Linked DNA regions of Homo sapiens: regions 1 and 3 are each linked to region 2. Evidence: chromatin contacts called from ENCODE Hi-C or POLR2A ChIA-PET data. All regions are on one chromosome and are shown on one strand. Each heading gives the region's core, a stretch centred on a gene start or an enhancer-like site at or near the end of the contact. The rest is flanking DNA. Distances are from core to core; before and after follow the strand shown. Region 1 holds the start of FUCA1 (alpha-L-fucosidase 1). Region 2 holds the start of MACO1 (macoilin 1). Region 3 holds the start of GALE (UDP-galactose-4-epimerase).

Region 1 (4,139 bases), core at 1,589-4,088, 1.6 Mb after region 2:
GTTGGAGTGCAGTGGCATGCAATCTTGGCTCACTGCAACCTCTGCCTCCTGGGTTCAAGCAGTTCTCCTGCCTTAGCCTCCCATGTAGCTGGGATTACAGGTACCCGCCACCATGCCCAGCTAATTTTTGTATTGTTAGTAGAGATGGAATTTCACCATATTGGCCAGGCTGGTCTTGAACTCCTGACTTCAAGTGATCCACCCACCTTAGCCTCCCAAAGTGCTAGGATTACAGGTGTGAGCCACCACTCCCAGCCCCTATGTCTGCTTTAAGTGGAGAAGCAGAGCTTATGAGGGAGGAGAACAAGGGTGCAAAAGGGACCTAGATATCACTGAGAACTGCCCTTGTTGTTTGGTTGAGGAAATGGGCCCAGACAGTGGACAAGACTTGCTCAGGGAGACAAACGAGATGGTGTCCAGTGCAACAAACCTAGGTTTCCTAACTTCCAGTTCTGTCCACTCTACATCAGTGCCTCTCACCTGTCCCTGCAGGTTCACATTTTGGTTATGTGGATAAGGAGAAATAAATTGAAGATCACAATGTCCCATTTTATCTTCCCCAAGACAAGCTCTGTAACATTAAAGACCACTATGCAAACCGATTACTAGAAAATGTGTGTGGATGGGTTCGGTTTTTTTCCTAAGGTGTTCATGCTTACTGTTTTGGGCAATATTTCAACATAATCTGGCAGAAAAAGAAACAGAAGATAAAGAAAATAGCTGTAGGCCGGGTGCAGTGGCTCATGCCTGTAATCCCAGCACTTTGGAAGGCTGAGGCTGGCGGATCACTTGAGGTCAGGAGTTCGAGACCAGCCTGGCCAACACGGCGAAACCCCATCTGTATTAAAAATACAAAAATTAGCCAGGCGTGGTGGCGTACCTGTAAACCCAGCTACTCGGGAGGCTGAGGCAGGAGAATGGCTTGAACCCAGGAGGTGGAGGTTGCAGTGAGCTGAGATTGCAGCACTGCATTCCAGCCTGGGCGACAGAGCAAGACTGCATCTCAAAAGAAAAGAAAAGAAAAAAGAAAAGAAAAGAAAAGAAAACAGCTGTGATTCAGCAATAGTCATTTTCTCTCCTTGTCACTGCCAGAGTGAGGAAGTGCTGGGTTCTGTCAACATAGGCTCTGACTTCTCATGAGGTGCAAGAAAGAAGCAGCATGAACAAAGGCATAGATTTTGCACCTGGAGACACGTATTCTAGTCCCACCTCTGACTCAAACTAGCTGCATGATCTTGGGCAGCCCCCCAGCCCTCTCTGGGCTTCAGTTCCCTCCTCGGTACAATGGGAAGGGTAGGGAAGAGGATGGTGCCTAGGATCTTCAAAGTCCCAACTCTGATGTGCTGCCATTCTCTCACTGGCATGTGGGAACTGAGTGTGCTACGTGGAGTCATGAGACTTCTTCTTCCTTTTCTTTTTCTTTTTTTTTTTTTTTTTTTTTGAGACCGAGTCTCACTCTGTCGCCCAGGCTGGAGTGCAGTGGTGCGATCTCGGCTCACTGTAACCTCCACCTCCCGAGTTCAAGCAATTCTCCTGCCTCAGCCTCCTGAGTAGCTGGGATTACAGGCGCACCCCATGCCCGGCTAATTTTTGTATTTTTAGTAGAGATGGGGTTTCACCATGTTGGCCAGGCTGGTCTCAAACTCCCGACCTCAGGTGATCTGCCCACCTCGGCCTCCCAAAGTGCTGGGATTACAGGCGTGAGCCACCTTGTCTGTTCAGAGACTTCTGACTTCCGTATTTCCCTCGCTAATGGCCTCACCTCCCGTTTGAGTATGTGCAGCATGTGCAAATTGCAGAGGAACTGGGGAACTTCCCTGCCAGGCAATCCTGGGTCCTCTTGGCTCTCCACTTCCTCCTTCCTTCCTTCCTTCCTCCTTCCTTCCTTCCTTCCTTCCTTTCTTTCTTCCTTGGTCTGGCTCTGTCGCCCAGGGGCTGGAGTGCAGTGGCGGTATCTCGGTACAAACTAAGCTATTTGAAATGCCTCGGAATTCCCAAAGAAAGCTCAGTAAATACCAGACAGATGAAACGGTCCTGCCCGCTCTCCCTCTTTCAGTACCCAGTTTTCTCTTTCCTCTCCTTTCATAACGTTTCTTCCCATCATCCCTCTACCTCCTTATTTCTGTCAGGGCTGTTAGATACCCTTCCGGTCTGTTATCTCCTCCTCCAGCCTTGTGCTACAGGACAACTCAAAAGCCCCCTATGGCTCCCAAGTGATCACTAAATAAAACTCGTGATCTCACTTCAGCCTACCCCTGCAGGATTGCTGCGGCAAAATGGACTACTCCCAGAGGCGTGATCACGGTTCGGTTCACTGCAGCCCAGACTTCCCGGGCTCAAGCGATCCCGAACCTCCCACCTCAGCCTCTCGAGTAGCTGGGACTCCAGACGTGCACCACTACGCCAGGCTCATTTTGTTTATTTTTTATAGAGACAGGCTAGTCTCCAACTTGTGGGCTCAGAGCGATCCTCCCGCCTCGACTTCCGAAAGTGTTAGGATTACAGGCGTGAGCCACTGCGTCCGGCTCAATGGACTCCTTCTTAAATGTGAGTTCTCCGCACACACTGGGCCTTGCTCACCTCCACGATTTAACCTCGCAGTTAAGTCCCTTTTCAAGGTTTTTATTCGTCCTTCAGCGAAGCGCTGTCAACGCCTCCCTGCGTCTTTCCCTTCTTGAGCACCAGAGGGCGCTCCTCCGACCCGAGGAGGAAGCGACTCGGGCCAACCTGTCCAGGTTGTCCCACCCCTTTTTCCTTCCGGGCCAATCGTTAGTCAGAGTGGGCGGAGCCGCCCGCGGGCACCTGCGCGTTAAGAGTGGGCCGCGTCGCTGAGGGGTAGCGATGCGGGCTCCGGGGATGAGGTCGCGGCCGGCGGGTCCCGCGCTGTTGCTGCTGCTGCTCTTCCTCGGAGCGGCCGAGTCGGTGCGTCGGGCCCAGCCTCCGCGCCGCTACACCCCAGACTGGCCGAGCCTGGATTCTCGGCCGCTGCCGGCCTGGTTCGACGAAGCCAAGTTCGGGGTGTTCATCCACTGGGGCGTGTTCTCGGTGCCCGCCTGGGGCAGCGAGTGGTTCTGGTGGCACTGGCAGGGCGAGGGGCGGCCGCAGTACCAGCGCTTCATGCGCGACAACTACCCGCCCGGCTTCAGCTACGCCGACTTCGGACCGCAGTTCACTGCGCGCTTCTTCCACCCGGAGGAGTGGGCCGACCTCTTCCAGGCCGCGGGCGCCAAGTGAGTGTGGTCCCGGGGAGCGGCGCCCCTTCCCGGCTCGGGCGGCAAACAGGAGGTGGGGCTGGGCGGCCAGCTGGGGCGCGCAGCTGCCGGTCGCCCCCATGACCCCGGGGCCCGCGTGTGGCCTCCTGCGGCCACAGGAGTGAGCCTGGCACACCTGATGAGGAGGAGGAGGTGCGTTTGACTGGGGACTGATAAATGAAGGTTCAGGGAGATGGCAGGCTGGGAAGCCCTGGGTATCTGCACCTGTGCACCGAGAGGGCTGAGTTAGGCCATACCTGATGTCCCTTTCAGATTGACAGCACTATCAGGACTCCAGGGTTTCAAATCAGTGGTGTGGAGCCTGGTTCTAATTCAACTGTGAACCTGGACATGTCACTTCAGCCTCCCTGCAGCCTCTTCTATGGTTGTAGAAAGGGGTTATATAAGGATACAACCCTTTGAGCCCTAATGTCTCTAAGAGGGAAAGAGAGGGGAGTTCTGGTGTGCAGTGTATTTGGGCAACAGTACAGATAGTCATTCGTTTGCTCCTCTCAATCCCTTTTACGTAGGAAGTGTCCAGGAAGGGTCTGACTCTCTCTGAGAACTGTTGGAACTTGGGGGTGGCTGGTTCAGAGAACAGAGTAGAGAGCGCTGGGGTGGGGATAAGGGGAGACCACGACCCATGAAGTTGTCAAGGCAGGGGCTTGTCCTGAAGGAGTGAGCCTTGAGAGCCCTGTATTGACAGATGTTAAGTCAGGGAGTGGTTACTATCAGCTTCTAGAAAGATTCATTCGGCTGCTGGGAGAGAAGTGGGTTGGAGAAGAGTAAAAATGGAGGCGGGGAGGTTTCCCCAGCCCCTGGCTTAGAGCAGTCTTCCATCCTTACCTTGGTTCCTCAGCCATCTTCCGGGTTTTCGTTTCTCTTGAA
Region 2 (4,380 bases), core at 1,198-3,697:
TCATCCTGTTTGCTTTAGAAATAACAGGAAATTTTTCTAAATCTCTTTAAAAACAGAATTGGGCAAAAAAAAAAAAATCTTGTTCTTCAGTCCAATACTCCATAATATAAACCAAGAAACAGATAAGTGAGTTGAAACGCTCATTTGATATATGATACTCCAACCAGGAAAGACAGTTAGAAATACATTTAGGTCTTTTATTAACATTTAACTTAAAGAATGCAAAACAGAGAAGCATAAGAAGATTTAAGGCTAATGCACTGTCGGTTTTTAAAATTTTGCAGATGAACCTCTGAATAACTTGCAAAGAGTATTTACAATTAACCTTTAGGGTAAGAAAATTCAAATTTCAAAAGCCATCAGTAAGATGATAAATCTTCATTAAACGATGAATTCACTTCTTCACATCGATTCACACTGAGTAGCTATTATGGCGCAGGTTGTAAACTGGGTCTATTTGTTCAAGTACAGAGAAATGGAAATACAGCAGAAAACACGTAAACAATATGGGACTCTCAATCTTCTTGCTATAAATGGAGGTACATCATCTTATGTTACTGTAAATAGCAGCTATTCAAATGCCACAGTTGTGCTAAGTCTACCAACTCGGTTTAATATCCCTTTCCTATTTTTATGTTACCATTAATGTTAAGTTGGTCAAATATTTTTCAATAGCCAAAGGGGAAAAACTTTCTTTAATTCAAGAATGTATAGTGTATGTAACGTGAATTGAAGAGACCTTTCCTCCATCTATGTGTAGAAAAAATTGTTTGCTTTCACAGTTCAAGTTAAAATGGTCAAGTTCGATTCATCCAGCATAGATTAGAGTCTGTTTTACTCACTGCTCTATCTTCACTGATTAGAAATGTTCCTGGCACATAGTATATATAACTGATGAATGAATGAATTACTCCTATGCTCTATGGCTCATTTTATAAGAATATACCCAAGAAATTTTTACTTTGATTCCTTAATGCTTTTAAACTTGAAGAAAATCCCCAGTGTTTACATCAGTCAGCTGCTTGTGGAAAGCAATCATTCCACATCTGTAAACAAGAGCATGTGCAAGGTGTACAGTTATGTTAAGACAACTTGGGTGTCATCAGCTACCTCACATATTTCTTGAAATCCCACAGCTAGAGAAGCTAATTGTAAAACACCATGAGGACTCAATTAAGCCTACATCCACATGCTGAGAATTCTTCTTTGTAAACTAATTACTTCTCCACCGAAATCTGTATCAAGGCAAATACCATTTACAAGTAACATTCTGAGAAGAACCAGAAAATAACAGTCGTACACAAATCGACTTGGGGAAGCTATGATAGTAAGTTGCCCCATGAACCTGTTGTCTTTCTCTACCGGTGGACTGAATTCAATTTCTATTTAAAGGGACACTGCTTTTCTTGCGGATGAAAAAAAAAAAAAAGAGTTTGGAGAAAATCCCTTTTTAAAAACGTTCAAAGCAAGCTATCTGCTTGGAATTGTCAAAACAATATTTGCTGAAAAACTGGTCATCAGACCCTTCCGAATCTGGAGCAGGGCCACAGGGCATGATTTGGGGGTATCAGCTTCAGCCCTGGGTGCCAAGTTTGAGATCCCATATGGGAAGCAGAAGGTGAAAGAAGTGACAGCATGGCCCCAGGCCAGTATGCTGGCAGCTTGGGGGAACGAGGGGCCACAGTGGGCTCTCAACTTTGTCAGCCTCCCCCACCCCCCCGCGCTGTGGTCCACGCGCCTCCTGGCTCCGGCCGGCAAGCCCCCAGGCCACCGGGGGGCTCGGGGGCCAGCGGCGGCCAGTCAGAGGTCCCGGAAGCGGCCCTCCCGGCCCAGCGGCATGGCCGGGATGCTGAGGAACGCCGGGCTGGTTGGGGGCTCTCCGCCCCTCCCCCCGGCGGGCCCGGCGCTTCCAACGGCGGCGCGGCGGCTCCCTCAGCCAGCGCCCGCCGCGCCCTGCCCGCCCGGCCGGGCCGACCCTCGCCACGCCCCGCGCACCCGGGGCGGACCCCGGCGGGCGGGCCAGCGGCTCCGGGGCCAGCGCTCCTTAGGAGAGCCCCCGGCGCGGGCGTGCGGCCTACTCGGGGTTACATAACGGGGCCAGGCCCCTCGGAGCTGGAGGGGGACCGCAGGGCCCGCGCCCGCGGAGTGGGGGTGCAGCCGCTCACCTGCCGTAAATGCCCTCGGTGATCCGGTTCCGCTTTAGGGGGCGGCGGAGCTTACTGCAGTCGGCGTTCCGCCGCTTCATCCTCCCGCTGGGGGGCCGGGTGCCCGCGCCGCCGCCGCCGTCTCTCACCTCAGCTGCCGCCGCCGCTGGCCCGCCCCGCGTCGGGCCTGGACTCTACCCCTGAGGCCGGTCACACAGACATGGAGCCAGCACCCGGGGGGAGGGGGTAGCACGGGGAGGGGGGGCTCGGAGCCTCCTCCGCCTTCGGAAACAAAGAAATGACAATTCCGGGGCCCGCCCGCCCAGCACCAGCCAGCCGCCTGCCCCGCCTCCTCGGCTCCGACGGACGGCCCGGGAGGCCAATAGAAGCCACCGGTAAACCGCTGTCGGCCAATCCCAGGGCCCGCTGAGGCAAAACTGACTCTAGAACCCGCCCCTTTGAAGGACGGAAGAATGCGCCAATCATTATAGTGTCTGGGTCCCCGGCTGAGCCTATCAGAAAAGATTTAAATAGAGGCTTATAAATAGGCCCTATAAATATAACATCCTATATTACGCCTTGTTGCGAAGGTATGCTTTATTATTATTGGGTTGCGTTTCATTGTATTGTAATCCCTACTAGAGCATACCGTACGGCATGGCATTGTAGGCTCTCGTCTAGCAATGTATGAAATCGGAAGGCCCGGGTTTGCGGCATGTGCGGTGTCTGCGCTGACGTGCGCTTCAGCCAGTCGCGTCATTATGTAAGGGAGCATCCCAGGAACAGCGCCGGGGACCCTTCTGCGGATGCTGGAGAGCTCGGCCAGGCCGACCGCGTCAGCGCGCACCGGGGGTACGAATGACAAAGCAAACCCCACACGCACACAGACACACACCCTGCCAGCTTCCCGCGACGTGGTGACAGCGCGCCGGCCAATCGGAGGTGGCGGCCCCGCCCCGGGTTACGCCACGGGGCGGAGCCGTGGGGGCGCGCGACGTAGCGCAGAGATGCCCGGGGCGTGTGCGGCGGTGCGGCCCGGGCTCCACGTCCACAGGCTGGGCAGCGCTGTGGGCCCCGCGGGCGCCGAGTCCGCAGGACCCGCGAGGGCACTACCGCGAAGCATCGGCCTCCGGGCCGGGCCGGGCCGGACCGGGAGCCTGCTCGGCGGGTCCGGGCTCCTGCAAGGCGGGGACGCGGGGCCGGCGACCCTTCACGCTTCGTACTCATTGAGCGCCGATTTTATGCCAGGCACCGTGCTGGGTAATTTGCGTGTATTTGCTCATTTACTCCTTATAACTCCCCTGCCACGTACGTATGGCAAAGTAACACTTAGAAAAGTCCGCATGGTGTTTTTTTTTAAGAGAAATAAAAAGAATGTTTATCATTAGAGAAAACTGGGGAAAATGTAGGAAAGTGGCCGAAAAGGAAAAAACACCAATGAGTCTCATCACATTAACACAAATACAGTTGACATTTTATTGTATTTGCTTGTTTTCCAATTTTCCCCTATGGATGATAATGTTACTATTGCTATTAAATAGAATAGTGGTCATACTAGAATAGTAGTCATACTAGAATAGTAGTCATACTGTTTTTAACATAAGCATTTTTACATGTTTTAATGCAGCTTTTATAAATATTTCTGAAAATATTGCAGAATGTCCTATCCAGTAGCTTTATCAGTGTAATCCCTCAACGACAATGGGGCAGTTAGTCTTCCAGTGCATTTTTAAAACTTCCCAGGAAGGGCTGGGCGCGGTGGCTCACGCCTGTAATCCCAGCACTTTGGGAGGCCGAGGCGGGTAGATCACGAGGTCAGGAGATCGGAGACCATCCTGGATAACATGGTGAAACCCCATCTCTACTAAAAATACAAAAAATTAGCTGGGCATGGTGGCGGGCACCTGTAGTCCCAGCTACTCGAGAGGCTGAGGCAGGAGAGCGAGACTTTGTCTCAAAAAAAAAAAAAAAAAAAAAACTTCCCAGGAAGTAGATGCCATTTTGTTTTGTCCTGGGTTTCACAGAACTCTCTCTGGCCTGTAATCACCCCTCCCTTAATCAACATCTACCCCAGGGAGAAACTTTACACCAAATGCGTTGTCCTCAATCATGACTCTGTGTTACTTTCTTCTGCTCACAAACCTTCAAAGATCTCCCAGTGCCTGGAAGAGAAAACCCATTCTGTTTCGAAGGGCATCCAGAGCTGGTCACAGTGGGGACCCACCCTCCTTTTCCA
Region 3 (3,983 bases), core at 1-2,500, 1.6 Mb after region 2:
GGAAAGTGGAGAGCTACGTGGTGGCCGTCTGCCAACTCCAGCATCTCTGGAAAATCTCCACGCTGAATGTGATTTTTGAAAACAGCTTATGTAATTAAAGGTTGAATGGCACATCATAATTCCAGCATTCGGTTGTGCAGCTGTGTGTATACATGCGCGTGGGGGAGTAAAATACTTTACCATGTTGCACTCTGAGAGGAAAATGGAGACTATGAACTAGTTTATTAATCTTTGGATTTCCTCCCTGTTTCCCCACCTGAGCCCCAAATCCATAGTGACTGGAAATCAGTGGTTTTGGGCTTACTCAGGAGGCTGCTTGCGGCAGTTGCTGGCCAGAACACCCGACGGGGTTGTTTCTGAGCTTTGCCTCTGTGACTGGGGCTATTGCACAAGCTCCCCTGAGGACACACTTGCTGCTTTGGGCCTCGGTGGCCCGGCCTCTCCCTGGCGCTCCCGGGCCCGGGAGCGCTCACCTGTCGGTTCCCTGGACTCTGCGGGCAGGCGCTGGCTGATTCCCGGCTGCGCGGACACCTGTGCGCTCCTGCATTTAGGGCTCCTTTGCTCTGGTTTCATCACGCAGGATGTCACATTTTGTGCATATTATTCTCTAGCTCTACTACTTTTCATTGTAAACAAACAATCATTTTCTAACCTGCCGTCGTGGAAGGCAGAGTGCAGACCGACCCTTCCCGGCAGGTGGGGGCTGAGAGCCAAGAGCGCTGGAACCGCTAGTGTGGCCTGACAGCTTCCTCCAGCTCCTTGGTTTATTTGCAAACTGGACTTCCAGCACCAGGCCCCCTGCGACCCCCTCCTGCCTTAGTCCCGTGGGATCGGGTAGTTCAAGATTTTGAATTCATGGTTTGGCACACACCGGCAAGTCTGAAAACCTGCGGGTCAGAGTGGGGCGGAGGCGTGGGCCCCCTACCCTCTGCCCCCTGCCCCCTCGGAAGCGCAGCCCTCTTCCAGGGGTTGGGACGAGCTAGCGCGGGGACCCGGGGCACCGGCAAGGACCCACCCGCTACTGGGACCTGGCGCCGGCGGCGCCTCTCGCGGGGTGGCACCGCCCACTTCCGCCTTCCGCGGGCGCGCGCTGCGCAGTCTTCGTCACAGCGCGGAGGCCTTTTGTCCTCCCGCCCTCCCCGTAGTGGCCGTAACCCGAGTGACATGTTTCCTTGGGGGCGTGGAGGGGCGGGGTCGGGGCCGGAGTGGGCCGTCAGCACTTAAAGGGCCCGCGGCTCGGGCGTAGGAGGCGGTGCCTCTGCAGCAAGCGTGGGGCGCGGGAACCCGAGCAGGTTCGGGAGACGGAATGAAGGGCCGGGTGGGCTCGCGAGGGGCCGGGGAGTCCGCGGGGAGCGAGGGAGTTTCCGAGGGGCGGGTCGTGTTCCTGGCAGCGTCCCTCCAGGGCAGGCCCGCCCCCTTTGTCCCAGTTCCCCGCTGCCCGGGCTGGGGCGGCCGGGGTTCATTCATTGCCGGCCTGAGGACTCCTAGCTCGGCCCCGCTCCGCGCTACAGCCCAAAGCCCAGCCTGAGACCCAGCCGCCCTCGTATGCCCACGGCCTAGCTCCCCTTCCCTCCAACAGACAGACTGGGAAAACCGAGTGGGCGACGGCTGAGCAAGGTCACTCCGCTGTCGGGGGCGCAGCCGGCCTCAGACCAGCTTTCGTGCTTCCCAGGGCCTCTCTGCGACCACTTTCGGGGTCCGCGCCAGGCGCGGGGCGGGGGCGGGGGCGGCTTCGGCGCGGCGGGCAGAGTCCAGCGGGCAGCGGTGGGGGAAGGGCGAGCCGCCTGGGGAGAGGGCCGGGCTGCGAGCCTGGCGATCCAGATTCCAGCCCGCTGTCGCCAGCTGTGGGACCGAAGGGCAACTGTTTCACCTCTCTGGCCCTAGTATCTGTATCTGTAAAGTGCCAGTGATAACACCTGTCTCACCGAGATGCTGGGGGAATTCAGGAAAATCATGCAAAAGTGCCTGGTACGGAGCCTGGCACGCAGAGGGCTCTTGGTCAAGTGGGTTGGAGCTGCGTGAGCCCAGAAGGGGATAGAGGCAGCGTGGAGGAAGGCGGCAGCGGGCCCGGTCGCTGGGAATGAAAGGCCTCAGTGTCTGGGGCTTCCTCCCCGTACTACCCGCAGAGTTTGTTCAGGGTGGAGGTGCGCACCTGGCCAAGTCCACGTCTACACGGCCCACCCAGAGTAGCCTAAGTTGGGCGGGATTCCTAACTCTGAGCCAGGAGTGACCGGGCTGGCCCTGGCATGGGCAGAGGCTGAGCGGGGGTTGGGGTGGGGCCCCCTCCAGGACCAACCACGGTGTGGTTGCCCCTGAGCTGGCCTCAGCCTGCCTGGCAAAGGACCTCACCCTTGAGGCCATGTGATCTATTTCCTGCTTCCTCCCAGCTGACCCTTGAGGGAAAGGGGGTGGGGGCCGCCTAGAGCAGGAGGTATTAGTCACTGCGCCCAGGAGCCAGTTTACACCTAGCGAAGGCGGAGGCATTGGACAAGCCTGGGTCTGAGCAGACAGAACCCCTTCCTGCGACCCTGGAGTCCCAATCGTGCTGCCATTTTCCTTCTGCCCAGGACTCTCCAGTCCTCAGTCACCTTGGACAAAGAAGTGTGGATCCTCAGATTCCATCTTTTCCAACTCCAAGGCAAGTGGAACTAGAAAATAAGGTGCCTGTGTGTCAGGTCTCCCCAGCTCTGCTGTGGCGGGCCCTTAAGATCACCTCACTGAACCCTCACGCTGCCTCATGAAGTTTATACAATTATTAGCTCTGTTTTACAGAGATAGAAACTGAGGCCAAGAGGCTAATTAATTTCCAAAGCCTAAGGCCAGAAAGTGATGGTACCCAGACTTGCCCCAGGGCTGACTTCTGAGCCAGTCTGGTACCTAGGGCACACTGCCGCCTCCTTCCAAAGCGAGCTTAGGGGGCAGGATTCCAGTGGGAAGGAAGCTCTGAGCAGGCAGCCTCAGCCACCTCTGAGACTCTGTATCCTGGGCCAGGTGCCATGGCAGAGAAGGTGCTGGTAACAGGTGGGGCTGGCTACATTGGCAGCCACACGGTGCTGGAGCTGCTGGAGGCTGGCTACTTGCCTGTGGTCATCGATAACTTCCATAATGCCTTCCGTGGTGAGCGGGGCAGTGGGGCTGGGGCTACTTGAGGGGATGGCAGAAGCAAAACCCTGGGTTCCACCTCCACCACCGGGCGGGGAATGTGTGTCTGGCTAGTCCCTGGGAACACAGCACCCCATGTCGTGATGATGTGGCCTACATGTACCCTACCAGGAGGGGGCTCCCTGCCTGAGAGCCTGCGGCGGGTCCAGGAGCTGACAGGCCGCTCTGTGGAGTTTGAGGAGATGGACATTTTGGACCAGGGAGCCCTACAGCGTCTCTTCAAAAAGGTGGGTGCAGGCTGGGCACGGTGGCTCACGCCTGTAATTCCAGCACTTTGGAAGGCCGAGGTGAGGAGATCACTTGAGCCCAGGTGTTCAAGACCAGCCTGCTCAACACAGTGAAACCCCATCTCTACAGAAAAATACAAAAATTAGCTGGGCATGGTAGCCCATACCTGTGGTCCCAGCTACTCGGGAGGCTGGCATGGGAGGATGGCTTGAGCCTGGGAGGTGGAGGTTGCGGTGAGCTGAGATGGCACCACTGTACTCCAGCCTGGACAACAGAGCGAGACTGTCAAAAAAAAAAAAAAAGGTGAGTGCAGGCAGGCAGGCTGAGGGCATTGCCAAGGACTAAAACCAGTAGAGCAACCTCTGGCCATGTCACCCCTGCAGTACAGCTTTATGGCGGTCATCCACTTTGCGGGGCTCAAGGCCGTGGGCGAGTCGGTGCAGAAGCCTCTGGATTATTACAGAGTTAACCTGACCGGGACCATCCAGCTTCTGGAGGTGAGAGGCATGGGACAGGGCACAGACACTAGGAGGGTGTCCAGCTGGACCCCAGCCTGGCAGGCAGTGCCAAACACAGAGCCCAAGCTGTATCAT

The links. Hi-C counts contacts between places; a loop is a spot of excess contacts on that map. ChIA-PET counts read pairs that join two places held with the same protein, here RNA polymerase II (POLR2A). Pooled maps may share reads with other maps.
Region 1: a loop to region 2 is called in a map with no recorded cell type, with 7 times the contacts of the local background. The contact joins the promoter of FUCA1 here to the promoter of MACO1 in region 2. A Hi-C loop is called at or near these places in 1 of 37 single-sample maps with no recorded cell type and 2 of 50 pooled maps. POLR2A ChIA-PET finds 5 or more read pairs at or near these places in 1 of 52 experiments (activated CD4-positive, alpha-beta T cell).
Region 3: a loop to region 2 is called in a pooled map, with 10 times the contacts of the local background. The contact joins the promoter of GALE here to the promoter of MACO1 in region 2. A Hi-C loop is called at or near these places in 6 of 50 pooled maps. POLR2A ChIA-PET finds 5 or more read pairs at or near these places in 2 of 52 experiments (WTC11 and activated CD4-positive, alpha-beta T cell).

Annotation. Positions count from the first base shown.
Region 1 is chr1:23,866,989-23,871,127 of GRCh38, reverse strand. FUCA1 (alpha-L-fucosidase 1) reads left to right here and starts at 2,838. Exons shown (of 8, transcript NM_000147.5): 1 at 2,838-3,230. The coding sequence starts at 2,842. CNR2 (cannabinoid receptor 2) reads left to right here. Exons shown (of 2, transcript NM_001841.3): 2 at 1-613. RefSeq lists a silencer at 3,207-3,426.
Region 2 is chr1:25,428,964-25,433,343 of GRCh38, reverse strand. MACO1 (macoilin 1) reads right to left here and starts at 2,447. Exons shown (of 11, transcript NM_018202.6): 1 at 2,166-2,447. The coding sequence starts at 2,245. It also overlaps a transcript of RHCE not described here. RefSeq lists silencers at 1,932-2,591, 2,982-3,421.
Region 3 is chr1:23,798,021-23,802,003 of GRCh38, reverse strand. GALE (UDP-galactose-4-epimerase) reads left to right here and starts at 1,250. Exons shown (of 12, transcript NM_001008216.2): 1 at 1,250-1,292; 2 at 2,568-2,638; 3 at 2,992-3,117; 4 at 3,274-3,389; 5 at 3,774-3,887. The coding sequence starts at 2,997. It overlaps HMGCL (3-hydroxy-3-methylglutaryl-CoA lyase), which reads left to right. Exons shown (of 9, transcript NM_000191.3): 9 at 1-119. RefSeq lists silencers at 840-1,049, 1,210-1,689, 1,740-1,839.